Regions from separate parts of the Homo sapiens genome. Here region 2 is linked to region 1. The links are chromatin loops, found by intact Hi-C in ENCODE. Cell type or tissue: heart left ventricle. All regions are shown on one strand. Each heading gives the region's core, and the rest is flanking DNA. Links, peaks and the distances in the headings are about the cores only.

Region 1 (9,710 bases), core at 1,711-9,710:
GGATGATATTTGACCCTGAAACTCAAGATGTGATTGCAGCCCCTGATGTGAGATTCCTTGTTAATATGAGGAGATGTCAGATCTCTAATCAAGGCTGTCTAAACAGGGGGTCTCAGTATCCCACATCTATAAAATGGGACAAGGGCAAAAATGCAAGAGAATAAAGAGGGAACTTCAAGGTGATATCAATCATTTTAGAGCAAGAGGACCAAGGACACAGAGATGAAGGTGGCCCTGATGCTTTGCAGGGGACAAGGACAGAGAAGGGAGACCCTAGATGTAAATCCCCCTCCCCTCCCTGGATACCCCAAACTCAGGCCTGGGGACTTGGCGATGAGGAAAAACAACACTTAGGAGGCCATTACCCCAAATTGAGATGTCTCAACTTCTCTGTCTCTCCCTCTCTCTCTCTCTGCTTCTCTCAGGATCTCTGTCCACTCCCCCACGTCTTTGTCTCCTTATGTCCCTCTGCTCTCTCTTCTCTTCCCATTGTACAACTAAGGAAACTGAGGCTCGGGGAGCTGAAGTGGCACTCCAAGGTCACAGACAAGAACAGCAATGGGACCTGATCCCTTACTGGCCCTCGGCATCCCCCTGCCCAAGACCTGGCTCTCAGAAAGGAGGCACCTTGGGTTCTCATCTCTCTGGCATCCCATTCCCCCATGTCCTTGTTCCAAGTCACCCTGGGTGCAAGGAAGCTCCCCACCAGCTGTGGCATCACTCTTCTCAAGGAAGAGCTCTGTTCTAGGCTTGGGAGGGAGACTGACCTGGGTTCAAATCATGGGGCTCATACTCATCCACTGATCTCCCCAACCCCAGAATGGAGCCTCAGTTTCCCCATCTTTGTCTAGAGGATTAAATGAGATCAACCTGTTGTCTCTAATATGGGGTATTCCCCTCTCCCTCCAACCATCAGAGCAAACCCCAGGCATTGGAAGCAAATGCTTTTCTCTGCACAAACTCCCTGCTGATGGTCCTGGCCAGAGCCCGGGGGTCTCTGGGGACCCAAGAGGTAACTCAGAGAGTGAGAGCCAGAGAGATTGACTGTGAGAAACCCTAGCACAGATGAGAAACAGAGGCAGAGACTGAGGGAGGGGCCTGAGGAATACATCCCTCCCGCTGCCACCCCCCAGCCCCCTCCACCAGCACGTCTCTTTCTCTCTCTCTCATTCTCCTGACTTCACACTGATGTATTTTGAGAAACTCGTGAAAGGAGGCGAGAAAAAGGGTGGGGAGGGGCTGGAAAATTGGAAAAAGAAGGGGTGAGGTTATCTCAGCTTCCCCTCCACCACCAACCTCCGTCACTGCACCATCCTCCTGCCCACCTCCCCCCACTTCTGTCCAGCCTTATTCTTGTCTCTCATGTTACTAGAGGGTGGGGTAACTTTGGAGCTAAGAGGTGATCTGCAGCAAGCAAGACTGATGTTAGACTTAGCAAAGGACCCCCATGGCCTAGCGAGGTGGACTGAAGCTCAGCGAAACACAGGGTCAGGGCTGTGGGCCAAGGGGACAGGGCCTGAGGGCACGGCGGCAGGGGCATGGTGCTGATGAGGCCATCTCCTTCGTGCACTGTGGCCAGATATATTTTTAGGCTTTTCCGCAGCTGAGTAATTTATCTGACTTAGAGCCAAAGCTGGGGTTGGGGGTGAGAGCCTGTGGGGAGGTGTCCAGATTATCCTGAGGGACACTCGGTTCACTGGGGTCATCAACCTGGTTGGGAGGGAGTCCCTGTCAGCCCCAGCCTGTATCCTTTGGGAAGGCTGTCCTACCCCAGGAGCCGAAATTTTTGGCCTCTAACTCCTTTCTCTCCCAGGGACCCAGGGTGCTGTGACTTCTTCCACCCAGCCTCACCCCCTCAAGGACAACGGGCTATGAGCCCCAATCCGCTTTAGCTGCAGATTAAACTCCATGCCAGACAGAAACGGAAAAAGACACAGAGAGACGGAGAGACCCATGGTGGGAGAATTAAAACACAGAGACGGGGACAGGGACCCAGAGAAGTGGGGACCAGAGATCCAGGGAAGAGGAGAGACCCAGAAAGAGGGGGACAGAGACTCTGAGTCAGGAGTTGATAGAGATCCAGTGAGAGCAATGGCCAGAGAACCAGAGAGAGGGGCACAGAGACGCAAAGAAGCGGAGGCAGAGATCTAGGGAGAAGGAGGGGCCCAGAGAGAAGGGAGCCGAGATCTGGAAAAAGAGGGAGACGGAGACCCAGAGAGAAAAGGGGCAGAGACATCCAGAAAGAGACGGGGACAGAGACCCAGAAGTGGTGGGGGAGGAGCCAGAGACCCGGGAGAGAGGCATTTACAGCACCAGAGAGAGTGGAGCCGGGTGGGGTGGGGTGCAGAAAAAGGAACAGGATAATGGACAAGGCTCGACCAGGGAGAACAGCGCCGTCGGAGCCCACGGCAGAAAACTGGACAGATGGGTGGACCCCCATGCCGGGGTATCGCCCGTTCATCTGTCAGTCTGCGCCCAGGTGGGAATTAGCATCCTCCTCAGATCCTCCCACTCTTCTCCCGGGACCCCCGCCAGGCTCACCGGTGCAGCTTCCCGAGAGCACGACCCGCTAGCTTCCGAAACTCCTCCTGGCGGAACTCCATGGTGGCGGCTCCTGCCGCCGGTCACCCCGCGGGTCCCCCCCGCCGATCCCCCCGCCCGCGGGCCCGGGCGGCCGCGTCCGGGTTCCCGGGGTCCAGCCCCGGCCCGGCCGGCCCCGCAGCTCCGCTCGGGGGGAAGGAGGCTGCAAGTGCAGGCGGCCCGGGGGCTGTCACAGGACTCAGCGCCGGGGGCGGGGCGCGGGAGGCCCCGCCCCGGCCCCACCAGGCCCCTCCCCTCGTCTGTCAGACCCGCCCCCTCTCGCAGCCCTTTCATCCTCGTCCTGTCCCCTCCTGAGCCTTCCAAGACCACGCCTGTGGGTTCTGAACTCACGCCTCCGAGTTCACGCCCCCCAATTCTGTTCCTTCCCCAGGCTACTCCCCCTATCCCTGTTCCATCACCCCTGGCTCCTACCCAGATTTTCTCTCCTCTCCTGAGTTCTCATCCCCATCATTTCTCTCCCCGACTTCTGTTCCCCCTAATTGCGTCCCTTACAATCCTGTCTTCTCTGACTTTCCCTCTGCGTTCATCCTCCAGTTCCTTCACTCCTCCCCGCCCCCACCCCGCAATTCCATCCCCATCCCACCTCGTCCCCAGTTCCAATAGTCTCATCCAGGGAGTTCTTTGTTTTCTCATTCAAGGGAAATTCTTTCCCCTCAAGTCCAACGCCTACTTCGATCCACCTGTCGTCCCCCTCTAGTCCCTTTCGCCACCCGGGTTCTTCACCCTTGAGCTCCATCTCCTCCTTAGTTTCCATCTTTCCCCTTTGAATCCCATACTCCTCCAGCTCTATTCTCCCTCCGGCGTCTCTCTCCTCCCTGTTGCTTCTCTCCCTGAGTTTCATTCCCTAACCCCGATTTTCTTCCCTCTGGCTTCCGCCCCCCACAGTTATATTTCACACACCCCGCCAGTGCCAGCTGCGACCCCATAGTCTCCCCATTGTGTTATTTCTCTGCTCCTCTGGGATCTGTCCGCGCTCTGAGTTCTTCCCTAGCTCCGGGGGATCCATTCCTCTATTTGAGTTCTGTCTCCACCCCCTGAGATCTGTCCCGCCCCCTAAATTGTGATCCGCACCCCCTGGCATCCTCACCCGCCCTCTGAATTTGTCTCCTCCCCTAGGATCTGTCGCTGACCTGAGTTCTGCCCCCGCCCTCTGAGTTCTCTCCCCACCGTTGGAGTTGTGTCCCCTTCTCCTAGGATCTGTCCCTGGCTCTGTTCCCGCCCTCTCAGTTCTGTCCTTGCCCCCTGGAATCTGTTCCTGCCATCTGAGTTCTACCCCTTCCCCACAGGATCTATCTCTGCCCCCTGGAATCTGTCCCCACCCACCGAGTTCTGGCCTCCGTCCCTGGGATCTGTCCCCGCCCTCTGTGTTCTACCCCTGCCCCATGGGATCTGTCCCCGCCCACCCAGTTCTCCCCGCCCCCTGGATCTCTCCCTACCCTCCCAGTCTTGCCCCGGCCCCATGGGATCTGTCCCCGCCCTCCGACTTCTGACCCTCGCCACTGGGATCTGTCCTCGACCTCCCAGTCCTGCCTCCGCCCCCGGAATCTGACCCCGCCCACCGAGCTCTGGCCTCCGCCCCTGAGATCTGTCCCCGCCCTCCCAGTCTTGCCCCTGCCCCATGGGATCTGTCCCCCGCCCACCGCCTCCGCCTCTGGGATCTGTCCCTGCCCTCCCAGTCCTGCTCCCACCCCCGGAATCTGTCCCCGCCCACCGAACTCTGTCTCCACGCCGGAATTCCAGCGCCGCCCCGTTGGGTAGAGCCCGGCCCTTCCCTGTCCTGGGCCCGCAGACAGGGTCCCGCCCCGCTCCTGTCCTCAGACCAGCCCATCTCCCGGCGCTGAGTCCACCTCCAGATCCAGGCCCCAGGAGGGTGATCCTTTCCCCACTACCTCCCCGCGTCGGGCCGCAAATGCATTTGGTATTAAATTTTCATGATGCGGCCCGCGGTGGGGTGGGAGGAGCAGACGGCGCGTCGGGCGGGCGCCAAGGACGGGGTGGCCGGGAAGCCACTGACCGCCGCAGCCTCTCGCTTCCAGCCTTGACTGGCTGTGTCTCTGGGTCTCACAGCTTTGAGAAACCCCTGGGACCCCAGAACGGAGGACGCTGCGGGTCTGAGGCAGGAGGGAGGTAGGAACTGGGACTCGTGGGGCTGAAGTAGCAGCGCGGGAGCCGCTCACACGCGCCACCCAGTGGCTGCAGAGTCCCCGGCCCGGGTGCGGAGGCGGTGGTTGCGGCTTGGGGCCAGGTGTGAGGGTGGAGCAGATGGTGAAGAGGAGGGAGTGGGAAGCGGGCCCCGCCGCTGCCAAAACTTGGGCCTTTGCCGAAACCATCGCCATGGAAACCGAGGAAGGAGGAAAGGACTCAGCCGCACACTTTTTCAGGACCTGGGAATGAGTTACTCGGCCCCCTCCAGCGGCTCACCGTCCCAACCACAAGTCCCAGCGGCCTCTGAGCCTCAGCGCTCGTTTGAGAAGGGCCGCGCACTCCGAGGGCCGCTGGGAGATGTAGTTCTCTGAGACGATGGGCAGGGAAAGGTTGCGCCCTCTGGTGGACACGGCGCCCACGTTCGCTCATCCGTTCCGCGGCCGGAAAGACCCTACCTGAAGTCACTCCCACCCTGACCTCTTCCCCGTCTTTTCTCCCCCTCCCTCACAATTCACCCCATTGCAGACACATTGTGCTTGCCTGCCTGCCTTTTCTTTCCTTCCTTCCTCTTCTTTCTCTTCTTTTTTCTTTCCTTCCTTCATTCCTTCTTTCTCTGTCTTCCTTCCTTTCCCCTTCCTCCTTCCTTTTTCTTTTTTTCTTTCCTTCCTTCATTCCTTCTTTCTCTGTCTTCCTTCCTTTCCCCTTCCTCCTTCCTTTTTCTTTCTCTTCTTTTTTCTTTCCTTCCTTCATTCCTTCTTTCTCTGTCTTCCTTCCTTTCCCCTTCCTCCTTCCTTTTTCTTTCTCTTCTTTTTCCTTCTTTCTTCCTTCTTTCCTTCCTTCCTCCTTTCCTTCCTCCCTTCCTTCCTTTTTGAGACAGGGTCTCACTCTGTCGCCCAGGGGCAGCTCACTGCAGTCTTAACCTCCCTGGGCTCCCACCTCAGCCTCCCGAGTAGCTGAGGACAACAGGTGTGCACCACCATGCCCCACTAACTCACATTGTGCTTTGAGCATTTACCACTGAAGTTCCTCCATCTACTGATGATCCTAGGATTCACTAAAGAAGAGGAGGGTATAGACCATCACTTTTTTTTTTTTTTTTTTTTTTTTGAGATGGAGTTTCGTTCTTGTTGCCCAGGCTGGAGTGCAATGGCGCCATCTGGGCTCACAGCAACCTCCGCCTCCTGGGTTCAAGCAATTCTCCTGCCTCAGCCTCCCTAGTAGCTGGGATTATAGGCGCTTGCCACCACGCCAGGCTAATTTTGTATTTTTAGTAAGAGACGGGGTTTCTCCATGTTGGTCAGGCTGGTCTCAAACTCCCGACCTTGGGTGATCCGCCCGCCTTGGCCTCCCAAAGTTCTGGGACTACAGGTGTGAGCCACTGTGCCCGGCCTCAACAATCACTTATTAACTCAAGAAATATTTATCAAGGCAGGGCGCTCCTGTAATCCCAGCACTTTGAGAGGCTGAGGAGGGCTGATCACTTGAGCTCAGGAGTTCGAGACCAGCCTGGGCAACAGATGGAGACCCCGTCTCTATAAAAAATATTTAAAAATTAGCTGGGCATGGTGGCACCTGTAGTCACAGCTACTTGGGAGGCTGAGGTGCAACCATCACTTGAACTCGGGAGGTTGCAGAGTGAGTCAGGATTGCACCACTGCACTCCAGCGTGGGCCTAAGAGCCAGACTCTGTCAAAAAAAAAAAGAAAGAAAGAAAGAGAGAGAGAAAGGAAGGAAGGAAGGAAGGAAAAGAAAGAAAGAATAAAGAAAGAAACTTCTGCAGATGTACTGGGAAGAGGATACAAAGTAGCAGGAACAGCAGAAACTAAGAGATGAGGGAAAATGGGTGTGGTCAGGACACTGTTCAGTATGACTGGGCTCCAGTTAGAGGAAGAGGTCAAAACTAGGCTGGGCACAGTGGCTCACGCCTGTAATCCCAGTATTTGGGGAGGCCATGGTGGGAGGATCACTTGAGGCCAAGAACTCAAGACCAACCTGGGCAACATAGCAAGACCTCATCTCTAAAAAAATGCAAAAAATAAAATTAGCTGGGCACAATGGTGCATGCCTGTCATCCTAGCTACTCAGAGGCTGATGTGGGAGGATCACTCGAACCCAGGAGTTCCAGGCTGCAGTGAGCTACATGATTGCACCACTGCACTCCAGTGACAGAGTGAGATCCTTTTTTTTTTTTTTTTTTTGAGACGGAGTTTCGCTCTTGTAGCCCAGACTGGAGTGCAATGGCACGATCTCGGCTCACTGCAACCTCCGCCTCAGCCTCCCGAGTAGCTGGGATTACAGGTTTGCGCCACCATGCCCAGCTAATTTTTGTATTTTTAGTAGAGACCGGGTTTCACCATGTCGGCCAGGCTAGTCTTGAACTCCTGACCTCAGGTGATCCACCCAGCTCGGCCTCCCAAAGTGCTGGGATTACAGGTGTGAACCACCGTGCCTGACAACCCTGTCTCTTAAACATAAAAGTGAGCCATGACCCGGGGCTCAGATCACACAGAGCCTTGAGTGCTTGGCTGAGGGGCTTGGACCTTCTCCCAGGGCGGCTGGGGAGCCACAGGAGGGCTGTGAAGAAGGAAAGTGCAGGGCCAGCTCTGGGGCCTGGGGAGGATTAACAAGGGAGACTGGAGGCCAGGAGGCTTCAGGGAGGATCCAGGGGGAAGGATGAGGCCTGAGCTGGGGCAGTGACCTCTATAGGACTGGAGGGGCACAGCCCAATGTCCCTCTTCCCTCCCAACACCCACATATCCCCAGTCAGAGACAGAACAAAGGCAAAAATCTTTTATTTCAACTTTTAGGGAAGCCAGCAGCCTCTTCTCCACATCTCAGAAGCACAAGGAGACACCCTGATCAAGAAGGCACCGGCAGAAGCGGCATGGCCACCATTAATTGCTGAGGAGACAGAGCAAAGAGAATGAGGATCCAGGACCCAGAAGTCCAGCTCCCAGCCCCCCTCCCTGGGAGACAGAGTCCAGGCCCCGCCAATGTCCCAGCTTCCCCAAGCCCCTCCCCCAGGCACCTTTCTCTTCCGGTGGAAGGCTGCCTTGCTCTCATGAGAGTTGATCTGCAGCGGGATATAAGCGTCTAGATGATACAGCTGCTGGGGGCCCCCCATCACCAGGCGGTTCTCCCCGATCTCCAGCGACAGCCCCAGGGCTCCATCCTGGAGAGGTGGCGGAATCAGGTCACCCTCCCCAGCAACAGGATGATCACCTGGACCAGGCATGGTAGCCTCACACGCTGGGAAACTATATTTGAAGGGTCTAATCTCCCAGGAAGAGACAGAAGACAGCAATTACAAGTCTCAACGACCGAGCACTTACAATCCCTTGGGCGCCCTCAGGACAGCACCAGAAGGTGGCCTGTGGGCCTCCTGGCAGAGAGGACGCAACTGACAAGTCCAGCAACAACCCCTTGTCACTCACACTCAGAGACAGTCCCTGACCTTTCCAGACCTCATTCCCCTGCTCTGGTCCAGCGCGCAAAACTCACCAGTTTGGGGAGGTCAACTTCGGCCAAGAGGAGGTCGGGGGCTTCCAGCCACAGGTTCAGGTGAGGCTTTTCAGGCCTGAGGAGGAACAAGGTCCAGGGCTGAGCACAGCTGCCAGGTCTTTGCCTGGCGTGCTGTCCCTTTTCTCCCTCCAACCAGCCCTATTGGCCTCAGGACGCCTTCCCAGTCAGGAGTTCTCTCTCCTCCCTCTCTCAGTGCCCAGGGCCCCAGGACATCACCCAGTGTGGGAGGATGGAGGGAGGGATTCCCAAGAGCGTTGAGGAAACATCAGACCGGGGATCTACCGAAGGCCCACCCTGACTCAGCTCTCCCGGGGGCGGGCGTGTACAGGTCCCCCAGCTCCTGGATCCGAGGACGCTGCTCCGAGCGGATGTTCTGCTGCGAGATGGAGCCCATGAATGGCCGGTTCTTCATCATGCGCCATTCTGAGGGTCAGGAGCGCCGTCAAACATCGTACAGGTCAGGGTTCCCTTTGTGGGGGCCAAGAGCCTCCCGGGATAGGCTCCACCGGCTCACCAGGACTCTTGGGGTCTGACCACACCCCGCAGGCTTGGCTCCAGGAAGCCCGCCCACCTTAGTCACGCCCCTCCCATGATATGCCCCAATAAAACCCACCCCTGGAGATGTTCCTGGCCCCGCCCCCTCAGGGCGTCCAGACTCCACCCCCTCCTAGTAGCACAGACTCCAGGGCACCCTGCCCAAGCCAGCCCCTCCTCTCCTAGGGGTGTTCCCCAAACCGCTCCTGGCTCCACTCTTTCCCGAGGGCCCAGGACCTGCCCCTCACCCGGATTCAGCTGCAAGTTGTATTTGTCCTCAAGGCCCTCCCTGGCGATGGTGATCACGAGCTCCCGCAAGAAATCGCTGTTCTGGGGTGACAGAGAGGGAAAAGACAGGCGGTGGCGGGGAGGGTAGGGGTAGAGACCCCTGCCCAGGCCTCAACCGCAGCCCCGCCCCCAACCTGCATCCTCCGGTAGAAGTCGCTGTTGACAGCTACGTCGTAGGCGGTACATCCCTGGCCTTCTGCGGGGAGAAAAAGGGGGTGAGGACCCCCCAGCCCTCTGCAGGAAGCCCACAGCCCAGACCCAGACAGGGAAGAAACATTCAGGGACAGCGGCCGTAAGAAGCAGAGAGAGACATAAGGAAGTGAGAGCTGGGCACTCACTTTCCGCTCTGGACTCTCCGCCCAGCCTCCTCCCTGGCCTCTTATCTCCTGTCCATCAGTGTGATGTCACTAGAGTTGACCCTATCCCTTCCCTGCTCACAGCTCTTCTCTGGCTCCCCAGTGCTCCCAAGTGAAGGTCTGAGCCCCACAAGCCTGGCGTTGGAGACCCTATGTGGTCTGCCCCTCCCACCTCTGGAGAAGACCTCATTCTTCTAGCAACCTCGGCCCACTGAATTTCTTTCAGTCACTCTCCATTACTGGCTGATCCAATCCAATCATTCT
Region 2 (9,752 bases), core at 1,139-9,138, 220 kb before region 1:
AAGTTTTTATTTTTTTTTTTTTAAATAGAGATGGGTTTCATTATGTTGCTCAAGCTGGTCTGGAACTCCTGGGTTCAAGCGATTCTCCTGCCTTGGCCTCCCAAAGTGCTGGGATTACAGGTGTGAGCCACTGCGCCCAGCCTTATGCGTTCTTTGGAAGAAACGGCTTTTGGGTAATGGCCTGCACTGTTGTATTGTATCAGCTGCCATCCAGTCGAAGCTAACTAAGGGCAGGTGGGTGTTGAATGAGGACAATGCCCACCTGCCCTTAGTTAGCTGTGACTGCAAGAACAAAGACCCTGTTATCCCAATCATCATCATGAGGACTAGCTGGGCCGCAGCTTAAAGGGACATTTCATAGCTTAAAAAAGACAAACTGTTGGTCCTGCCACCTCCAACTACAAAGGTGTTGCAACTGATAAGCCTTTTGGGATCTTGAGGACGCCACATCTCACGTGTGGAAATTTCACTAACGTGGCTGCAGCAAGTGACCAGACAGATGGCCGCATTTGAGTGGGAGCCTCTTTAGCAAGAGCTTTTTAAAATCAAGCTCCACCCAGGAGCTCTTTATCTTCTTCAGAACCCACGGGATTACAGACATCTGCACCAGCCCCCGTGGGACCTTGGAGTCCAGGAGAATGAATACCAAGGCATTGATGCTCATGCTCCCTGCTGGCTGGTGAGTAATAAAGTCCCTTGTCTCTGGCCCAGGAGTCTTGTGTCTTCTGGCAACATTTGTGAAACAGTAATGGGCTAGCTTGTTTTATTTTTATTTTTATTTTTTATTTTATTGATTGATTCATTGAATTAGGGACAGGGTCTCACTCTGTCACCCAGGCTGGAGTGCAATGGTGCACTCCAACCTGGGCTCAAGTGATCCTCCCACCTCAGCCTCCCGAGTAGCTGGGACTACAGGTGCATGCCACTATGCCCAACTAATTTTTTACATTTTGTAGAGACGGTCTGGCTACATTGCCCAGAGTGGTCTCGATCTCCTGGGCTCAAGGGATCCTCCTGCTTCAGCCTCCCAAGGTGCTGGGATTACAGGCATGAGCCACTGCACCCAGCCCAGGCTGGCTTGTAAGTAGGACAAAATGAAAGTCCGGACCTGGTAGTGTGGAAAAGGATGGGATGTTGACAGAGGCGTGGCTTTCTGGAATTGGAAGGACAGGGCCTCCATGGGCCTGGTTCAAAAATATGAGAAGAATCCCTGGGATCCAGTAGGGAATTCTCTCATCCAAGTAGAGGAGGATGGCCAGGAATAGAGGTCTTCACTGTCCTACTTGTATTTTTTTTTTTTTTTTTTTTAGATGGAGTTTCACTGTTGTTGCCCAGGCTGGAGTGCAGTGGTGCAACCTCGGCTCACTGCAACCTCCGCCTCCTGGGTTCAAGCAATTCTCCTGCCTCAGCCTCCCGAGTAGCTGGGATTACAGGCAGGCACCGCCACGCCCGGCTAATTTTGTATTTTTAGTAGAGACGGGGTTTCTCCATGTTGGTCAGGCTGGTCTCGAACTCCCGACCTCAGGTGATCCACCTGCTTCGGCCTCCCAAAGTGCTGGGATTGCAAGCATGAGCCACCGCACCCAGCCTGTCCTACTTGTTAATGAGGCTCAGTGGCTACAGATAGGATCAAAATCAGTGGGCAAAACAGTGGGCAAATGGTGCCTGGCTGCACCTGGGTTCTTACCCTTCTCCAGGCAGGTGGAGGAAGAAATGGGATCATGAAAATGAGACAACAAGCCCCAGGGACCCAACCAAGAGGCAGCATGGCTGTGGCCGCTGGGTCAAAGGGTCTCTGAAACCGAAGTGGTATCAGCAACAAGGACCTTGTTATTTGTTTCTTTGTTTTGAGACAGGGTCTTGCTCTGTCACCCAGGCTGAAGTACAGTGGCGCAAACATGGCTCACTGTAGCCTCAAACTCCCAGGGCCAAGGGGTCCTCCCCACTCAGCCTCCCGAGTAGCTGGGACCACACGTATGCACCACTACACCCAGCTAATTTAAAATTTTTTTGTAGAGATGAGGTCTCGCTATGTTTCCCAGGCTGGTCGTGAGCTCCTGAGCACAAGTGATGCAATCACCTCGGCCTCCGAAAGCCCTGAGATTACAGGCATGAGCCGCTATGCCCTGCCTTGCTATTTGATATTGAGCCTTCAGTGGGCTGAAAACATTAGTGAAGATCCCACCCTGCGAGTGTTTCTGGCCCCACCACGGTCCAATTTGGATCCAGTCCACAGCTGGGTGCAGGGCTGGTCAAAGATGCTGAGGACTGGGAGGGCTGAGCCTGGCCATCTGTGGAAGAGCAGAAAGAGAGGGGCCTCTGTGCCTAAGAACTTGCTGGGTCCTGGGAGGTACCTGGGTTGCAGCTCTGGCACTGATCCTGGAGGGAGGAGCCAAGTGAGCCGATAGAGAGGTCAATAATGAAGTTTTTTTGTTGTTTGTTTTTTGAGATGGAGTCTTGCTCTGTCGCCCAAGCTGGAGTGCAGTGGCATGATCTTGGCTCACGGCAAGCTCTGCTTCCTGGGTTCATGCCATTCTCCTGCCTCAGCCTCCCCAGTAACTGGGACTACAGGTGCCCGCCACCATGCCTGGCTAATTTTTTGTATTTTTTATAGAGACGAGGTTTCACCGTGTTAGCCAGGATGGTCTCGATCTCCTGATCTCATGATCCACCCGCCTCTGCCTCCCAAAGTGCTGGGATTACAAGTGTGAGCCACCATGCCCGGCCCTTTTTTTTTTTTTTTTTTTTTTTTTGAGATGGAGTTTCACTCTTGTTGCCCAGACTGGAGTGCAATGACGCGATCTCTGCTCACTGCAAGCTCCGCCTCCCAGGTTCAAGCAATTCTCCTGCCTCAGCCTCCTGAGTAGCTGGGACTACAGGTGTGCACCACCACACCTGGCTAATTTTGTATTTTTGGTAGAGACGGAGTTTCTCCATGTTGGTCAGTCAGGTCTTGAACTCCTGACCTCAAGTGATCCGCCCGCCTCGGCCTCCCAAAGTGCTGGAACTACAGGTGTGAGCCACCGCGCCCGACCAACAATGAGTTTTTTTCCCCTGCCTTTGCTGTCCCCCTGGGATGCCCCCCAGCCCCAAGTTGCTCCAGGGCTGAGGCTGTAGTCCCTGACCCACAGACTTCTTGGTCCAAGTACCTGAATTCAACCAGTCAGGCTCCCAGTGGGAAGGGAAGCTGAAGAGATCTCGTTGGGTGTGGCACCTAGAGCCAATTCAATGTCCCGCTGTGTGGTTTCCACGACTGAGCGGGTGTAATTGGTACTGATGCTTTACATGCTCGAAAAAACTACACATGCCTTGTTATCAGAGGATTCTACCAGTCGGAGGCTGTGGCATATGCCGCCCTCTTCACCTCTACCAGAAACAATGTGGGATCCCAGTAGAAAAGGAAACACAACTGTAATGACTAAATGGCTGCTGGAGTGCTCCGGGAAGCCGTTTCCCAGTGCCACAGTGCCACCTGCCTGACACGGCCACCAAGTACACTCCTTTTAAAAAGAAAGGGCAGCTGGGCTGGGTGCGGTGGCTCACACCAAGAGGTGGGTGGATTGCTTGAGTCCAGGAGTTCAAGACCAGCCTGGGCGACATAGTGAAAACCCATCTCTGTTTTTTTTAAATTAAAATTTTATTTATTTATTTTGAGACAGAGTCTTGCTCTGTGACCAGGCTGGAGTGCAGTGGTACGATCTCGGTTCACTGCAACCTCCACCTCTGGGGTTCAAGCGATTCTCCTGCCTCAGCCTCCCCAGTAGCTGGGATTACAGGCACCTGCCACCATGCCCAGATAACTTTTGTATTGTTAGTAGAGACTGGGTTTCACCATGTTGGTCAGGATGGTCTTGATCTCTTGACCTTGGGATCTACCCACCTCTGCCTCACAAAGTGCTGGGATTACAGGCGTGAGCCACCGTGCCCGGCCCTGTCTCTCTTCTAATAAATAATAAAAAAAGAAAAGAAGGCCGCTATGAATCACTATTAAGCTCTCCTTGAAAGCAAACGCCTGGCTTGTGGTGGCCTTTGACTCCCCAGCCTCACACCCTTGTTCTCGGGTAGGTTAACTGCAGCTTCACTAGCAATACCGGAAATGGCCAAAGGTAAAGGGTACGTCTAAGAGCACAGCTGGTCTGGTCCTCAGGTCTTCTGAGTTTTACATACAAAAGTCACAGCTACCCCTGTTTCTTCTGTTTTCTGTTTCGAGACGGTCTTGCTGTGTTGCCCAGGCTGGAGTGCAGTGGCATGATCGTGGCTCACTGCAGCCTGGAACTCCTGGGCTCAAGCGATCCTCCCACCTCAACCTCCTGAGTAGCTGGGACTATAGGCATGCGCCAGCATACCCGGTTAATTTTTTAATTTTTTTTTTTTCCAGAGACAGAGTCTCGCTGTGTTGCCCATGCTGGTCTTGAACTCCTGGGCTCAAGCAATCCTCCTGCCACGGCCTCCCAAAGTGCTGGAATTACAAGTGTGAGCCGCCGCACCCCGCAGCAGCTACCCCATTTGGAGAAAACTCTCCTCCACTCCCCTGCCTGAGGCAATTCCTCTGGCTCAATGGGGCCCTCAATTCAAACGGGTTCCCTTAAACGGCTGGGCGCATTCCACTATGTTAAACCTAAAGATGTCCACTAGGGGGCAGCAACCACCTAACCCCAACACCAACTCCGGAAGACATTGATTGCAGTTTGGTTGATATTTAAGGTATTCAATGGGACTTTGTAACTTCCTCACTATCTGCGGGTGTCTGGTATTATTGATTGTTGGATCATCTTCCTCAAGAATCAGCTCAAAAAGGTTTCTGGTTTCCCCTTCCTACCTCTTCCTGATCCACACACTTTATTTATTTATTTTTTGAGACAGATGCTCTGTTGCTCAGGCTGGAGTGCAGTGGTGCCATCTCGGCTCACTGTAACCTCTGCCTCCTGGGTTCAAGCGATTCTCCTGCCTCAGCCTCCCAAGTAGCTGGGATTATAGGCGTCACCATGCCTAGGTGATTTTTGTATTTTTAGTAGAGATAGGTTTCACCATGTTGGCCAGCTGGTCTCGAACCCCTGACCTCAAGTGATCCACCCGTCTTGGCCTCCCAAAGTGGGGGGATCACAGGCGTGAGCCACCACACCCGGCCGCACACACTTTACTCAGGCCGTTTGGTCACTGAATGTGGCAGTCCCAGAAGAGGCTTCATCTCTTCTTGGCTGCATCTTGGATAGTCCCTGAGACAGAAGTGTTGGAGGAGTTACAGAGACCCGAGGTCAGGAGATCGAGACCATCCTGGCTAACATGGTGAAACCCCGTCTCTACTAAAAATACAAAAAATTAGCCGGGCTTGGTGGCGGGCGCCTGTAGTCCCAGCTACTCAGGAGGCTGAGGCAGGAGAATGGCATGAACCCGGGAGGCGGAGCTTGCAGTGAGCCGAGATCACACCACTGCACTCCAGCCTGGGTGACAGAGCAAGACTCCGTCTCAAAAAAAAAGTACAATTTTGCCCGCTGACCATTGTTGGGAATGATGCATCTTTCTTTCCGCTGGACAGCCTGGTGGTCATGCCCTCCAGATGGCAGTTGAGTCCTGAGGGGGCCAAGTAGGGGATTCAAACTAATGCTGGTTTAGGCACCAGAATCCCCTTGTTGGACCGACATGGTGCTAGATCAGGAGTTGGCACACTATAGCCTGTGGGATACATCTGGCCTGTGACCTGTTTCTGTGTGGTCTATAAACTAACAAAGCTTTTCATATATTTTAAAGAATGTGTTGTTGTTGTTGTTGTTGTTGTTGTTTTTGAGATGGAATCTCGCTTTGTCGCCCAGGCTGGAGAGCAGTGGTATGATCTTGGCTCACTGCAAGCTCCGCCTCCTGGGTTCACGCCATTCTCCTGCCTCAGCTTCCCGAGTAGCTGGGATTAAAGGTGCCCGCCACCATGCCCGGCTAATTTTTGTATTTTTAGTAGAGACGGGGTTTCTCCATGTTGGCCGTCCTGGTCTTGAACTCCTGACCTCAAGTGATCCACCTGCTTCAGCCTCCCAAAGTGCTGGAATTACAGGCGTGAGCCACGGCTCAGCCAAGAATTGTTTAAAAAAAAAAAAAAAAAAAAAAAGCCAGGTGTGGTGGCTCACCTCTGTAATCCTAGCACTTGGGGAGGCTGAAGCAGAAGGATCACTTGAGCCCAGGAGATCAAGACTAGCCTGGGCTATGTGGTGAAAGCCTGTCTCTACAAAAAATTAAAAATTAGCTGGGTGTGCTGGTGCACGCCTGTAGTCCCAGCTACTCGGGAGGCTGAGGTGGGAGGATCGCTTGAGCCTGGGAGGTCGAAGCTGCAGTGAGATATTATTGTACCACAGCTCTCCAGCCTCAGTGACAGAGCAAGATCTTGTTTCAAAAAGAAAAAAGAAAAAGATGACTATGCCACAGAAAACAAATGCCCTACAAAACCCAAAATACTATTACCTGGTTCTTTCCAGAAAAAGTTGGCTCACTCCTGTGTTAGTTGAAACAACCTGCTGATATTACTTATGTGGCTTAACTGAGACAATGTAACGGTAATTCCAGCCAAGCTTAACAACAAAATCCAATGACTGTCTCTTCTCAGGTTGGGGAGGTAAGCTGTGGCATGCCCATTGTGGATGGGGGTTGCTTTTAGGCTCATCTGTTGTCACCCTGTAATTGTTTGTAAAGACATCAAAGATCAGATCAGTTTTTTTATTTTTAAATTTCTTTTTTTGGTATTTTAGCAGATCAGCCTAAAGTTCTCTGCTCTGCTTATAATGGACAATAGAGTCGCCTTAGACTATATCCTGGTTGTCCAAAATAAGATGTACTGGTCCTCTGGGACCAGTTTTTACTTTTTTTTTTTCTGAGATGGAGTTTCACTCTTGTTGCCCAGGCTGGAGTGTAATGGCATGATCTCAGCTCGTTGCAACCTCTGCCTCCCGGGTTCAAGCGATTCTTCTGCCTCAGCCTCCCAAGTAGCTGCGATTACAGGCATGTGGCACCATGCCCGGCTAATTTTGTATTTTTAGTAGAGACGTGGTTTCTCCATGTTGATCAGGCTGGTCTTGAACTCCTGACCTGAGGTGATTCCCCCTCCTCGGCCTCCCAAAGTACTGGGATTACAGACGTGAGCCACCACACCTGGACTTTTATTTTTTTTTTATTTTAATTTTATTGTATTAGAGACAGGGTCTTGCTCTGTCACCTAGGCTGGAGTACAGTGGCGTGATCTTGGCTCACTGCAACCTCAACCTTCTGGGTTCAGGGGATCCTCCCGCCTCAGCCTCCCAAGTAGCTAGGATTACAGGTGTGCCACCACTTCTGGCTAATATTGTTTTTGTATTTTTTGTAGAGATGGGCCTTCACTACGTTGCCCAGGCTGATCTTGAACTCCTAAGATTAAATGATCTGCCGGTCTCAGCCTCCCAAACTGCAGGGATTACAGGCATGAGCCACCTTGAGACTTATTCACAGTTGGCTGAGTCTAGGACCCTGGGGGACATAGTTGAGAGTTGAGGTCAATACTCAAGGTTGGCCTGATCTTGCTGTTGGGAGTCCCATCAAAAGTAGCCTTAATTAAAGGCCGAATGAGACAAATTGAAGTGATTTTTTTTTTTTTTTTTGAGATGGAGTCTCTGTGGCCCAGGCTGGAGTGCAATGGCACAATCTTGGCTCATTGCAACCTCTGCCTCCCAGGTTTAAGCGATTCTTCTGCCTCAGCCTCCCAAGTAGCTGGGATTACAGGCACCTACCACGACACCTGGCTGTTTTTTTGTATTTTTAGTAGAGAAAGAGTTGCCCCATGTTGGCCAGGCTAGTTTCAAACTCCTGACCTCAAGTGATTTCAGCCTCCCAAAGTGCTGGGATTACAGGTGTGAGCCACCATGCCTGGCCTGAAGTGATTTTATTCCAGCCTGTTAGTTAGATGAATCAGAGTGGCTGATGGGTGTCAGAGTCATTTGAAAACTTGCCAGAAGCTAAGATGATGCGGGTCTGGGGGTGGGTATTGCTGTGTTGGGAGACTGTCCTCCACAGTTGTCTTGTGTTTCCTGCATGTTGTGTGGGGTGTGCATGGCTGCAAGGCCCTGGTCACTGTTTCTTCAGGGTTGTTTACGCAGCTGGCAAACTTGAGCAATGAGGCAACCCCTCCCCTCTCACAAAGAGAGGCTTGCTTGTTGATTGCTATAAAGAAGAGGGGGTTCCCTAAGCTCAGTGCTCCTCTCCTGTAATACAACCCTCTGTACGTGCAGGCATCCACCTGGGCCCTGGCATTGCCCTTACAGAGTTTGGAGAGAAAGGAGAACCAATGAAAACATGCTGTGTTTATGCTGCTGGCTGTACTGGGAGGAATATGGTCCTTTGTCTCTGACCCAGGAGTTTCATGTCTTCTGCCAAGATACATTACATGGACAGATACATTAGGTAGATAGATACATTAGATATAGATAGATACATTAGATATAGATAGATACATTAGATATAGATACATTAGATATAGATGGATACACAGATAGATACACAGATAGATAGATAGATAGATAGATAGATAGATAGATAGATAGATAGATTCATTTATTTATTGAGACAGAGTCTTGCTCTGTCACCGAAGCTGGAGGGTAGTGGCTTGTTCTTGGCTCACTGCAACCTCCACCTCCTGGGTTCAGGTGATTCTCCTGCCTCAGCCTCCACAGCAGCTGGGATTACATGCCCACCTAATTTTTGTATTTTTAGTACAGACAGGGTTTCACCATATTGCCCAGGCTGGTCTCGAACTCCTGACCTCAGGTGATCTTCCCGCCTTGGCCTCTCAAAGTGCTGGGATTACAGGCATGCACTACCGCGCCCAGCCAGATGCCGCCATTAAGTGCTTTTTTGGGAAGAGGTTGCTCACACCTCCATTTGTACAAGGGATACTTGCATTCTATTAGATGGAAGCACAATGATGTTTTCTTGTTGTATAAAAGTTTAAATAAGGGTAGATTTGTGTGAACAGATACTGAGTAGCCAAAATGTTGGCCTGTGTTGGACACTGTTGCCTCTCAGTTCCATATTCTTCTTTCTTCTCTTTTCTATCGATGGCCAGGCTAGGAAGCCTACAAAACATATTCCCCAGGCCCCTGTGGTATTGTCAGTGAGGCATGTTGCTTTCTGCTGCTTTAAATGCTTTACTCACAGCCCTAACCTCTTTGCACTCAATTCCAGCACTTATGTCATCTCTGCGTCTACTGCTTGTCTTTTTCTCTTGGTGAGTTGCAATTTTGATTCTTTGTATGCTGAGCAATTTTGGGTTGTATTCTGGACATCTTAAATATTATGTGATAAGGTGCTGGGTCTTGTTTAAATTCTATGTAGATTGTGGATACGTTTTGTGCGGGGGGGTTGTTTTGTTTCGTTTTTGACACAAGGTCTCCCCCTGTCTCCCAGGCTGGAGTGCAGTGGCGTGATCTTGGCCCACTGCAACCTCCGTCTCCCAGGTTCAAGAGATTCTCCCACCTCAGCCTCTTGAGTAGCTGAGATTACAGGCATGTGCCACCACAGCCCGGCTAATTTTTGTATTTTTATTAGAGATGGGGTTTCATCATATTGCTCAAGCTGGTCTTGAACTTCTGACCTCAGGTGATCCACCCGCCTTGGCCTCCCAAAGTACTGGGATTACACGCATAAGCCACCACGCCCGGCCTGTTTTAGTTTTGTTGAGACAGTGTCTCGCTCTGTTGCTCAGGCTGGAGTGCAGTGGCATGACCTCGGCTCACTGCAGCCTC

Evidence for each region. Peaks named below come from ENCODE experiments on the same cell type or tissue, not always from the same donor. Only the 100,000 strongest peaks of a DNase experiment are listed, where the experiment ranks them.
Region 2: it touches region 1 in a loop (10-fold over the local background); 63 of 110 quality-filtered maps call a loop at or near these places.

What each region holds. Positions count from the first base shown.
Region 1 is chr19:49,438,777-49,448,486 of GRCh38, forward strand. SLC17A7 (solute carrier family 17 member 7) reads right to left here and starts at 2,751. Exons shown (of 12, transcript NM_020309.4): 1 at 2,542-2,751. The coding sequence starts at 2,603. PIH1D1 (PIH1 domain containing 1) reads right to left here. Exons shown (of 9, transcript NM_017916.3): 4 at 9,225-9,286; 5 at 9,051-9,132; 6 at 8,562-8,691; 7 at 8,248-8,323; 8 at 7,775-7,918; 9 at 7,522-7,647. The coding sequence ends at 7,606. RefSeq lists an enhancer at 5,045-5,154 and a silencer at 8,842-8,931. In heart left ventricle, for the core only: CTCF peaks have their summits at 4,847 and 5,050; DNase peaks (open chromatin) are centred at 2,835, 4,225, 4,815, 5,085 and 1 weaker place; H3K4me3 peaks cover 3,080 bases; H3K27ac peaks cover 1,778 bases; H3K27me3 peaks cover 895 bases.
Region 2 is chr19:49,221,577-49,231,328 of GRCh38, forward strand. It overlaps LOC107985340 (a long non-coding RNA gene), which reads left to right and starts at 268. Exons shown (of 3, transcript XR_001753971.2): 1 at 268-679. RefSeq lists an enhancer at 4,503-4,552. In heart left ventricle, for the core only: CTCF peaks have their summits at 3,466 and 4,625 (motif pointing right); a DNase peak (open chromatin) is centred at 3,485.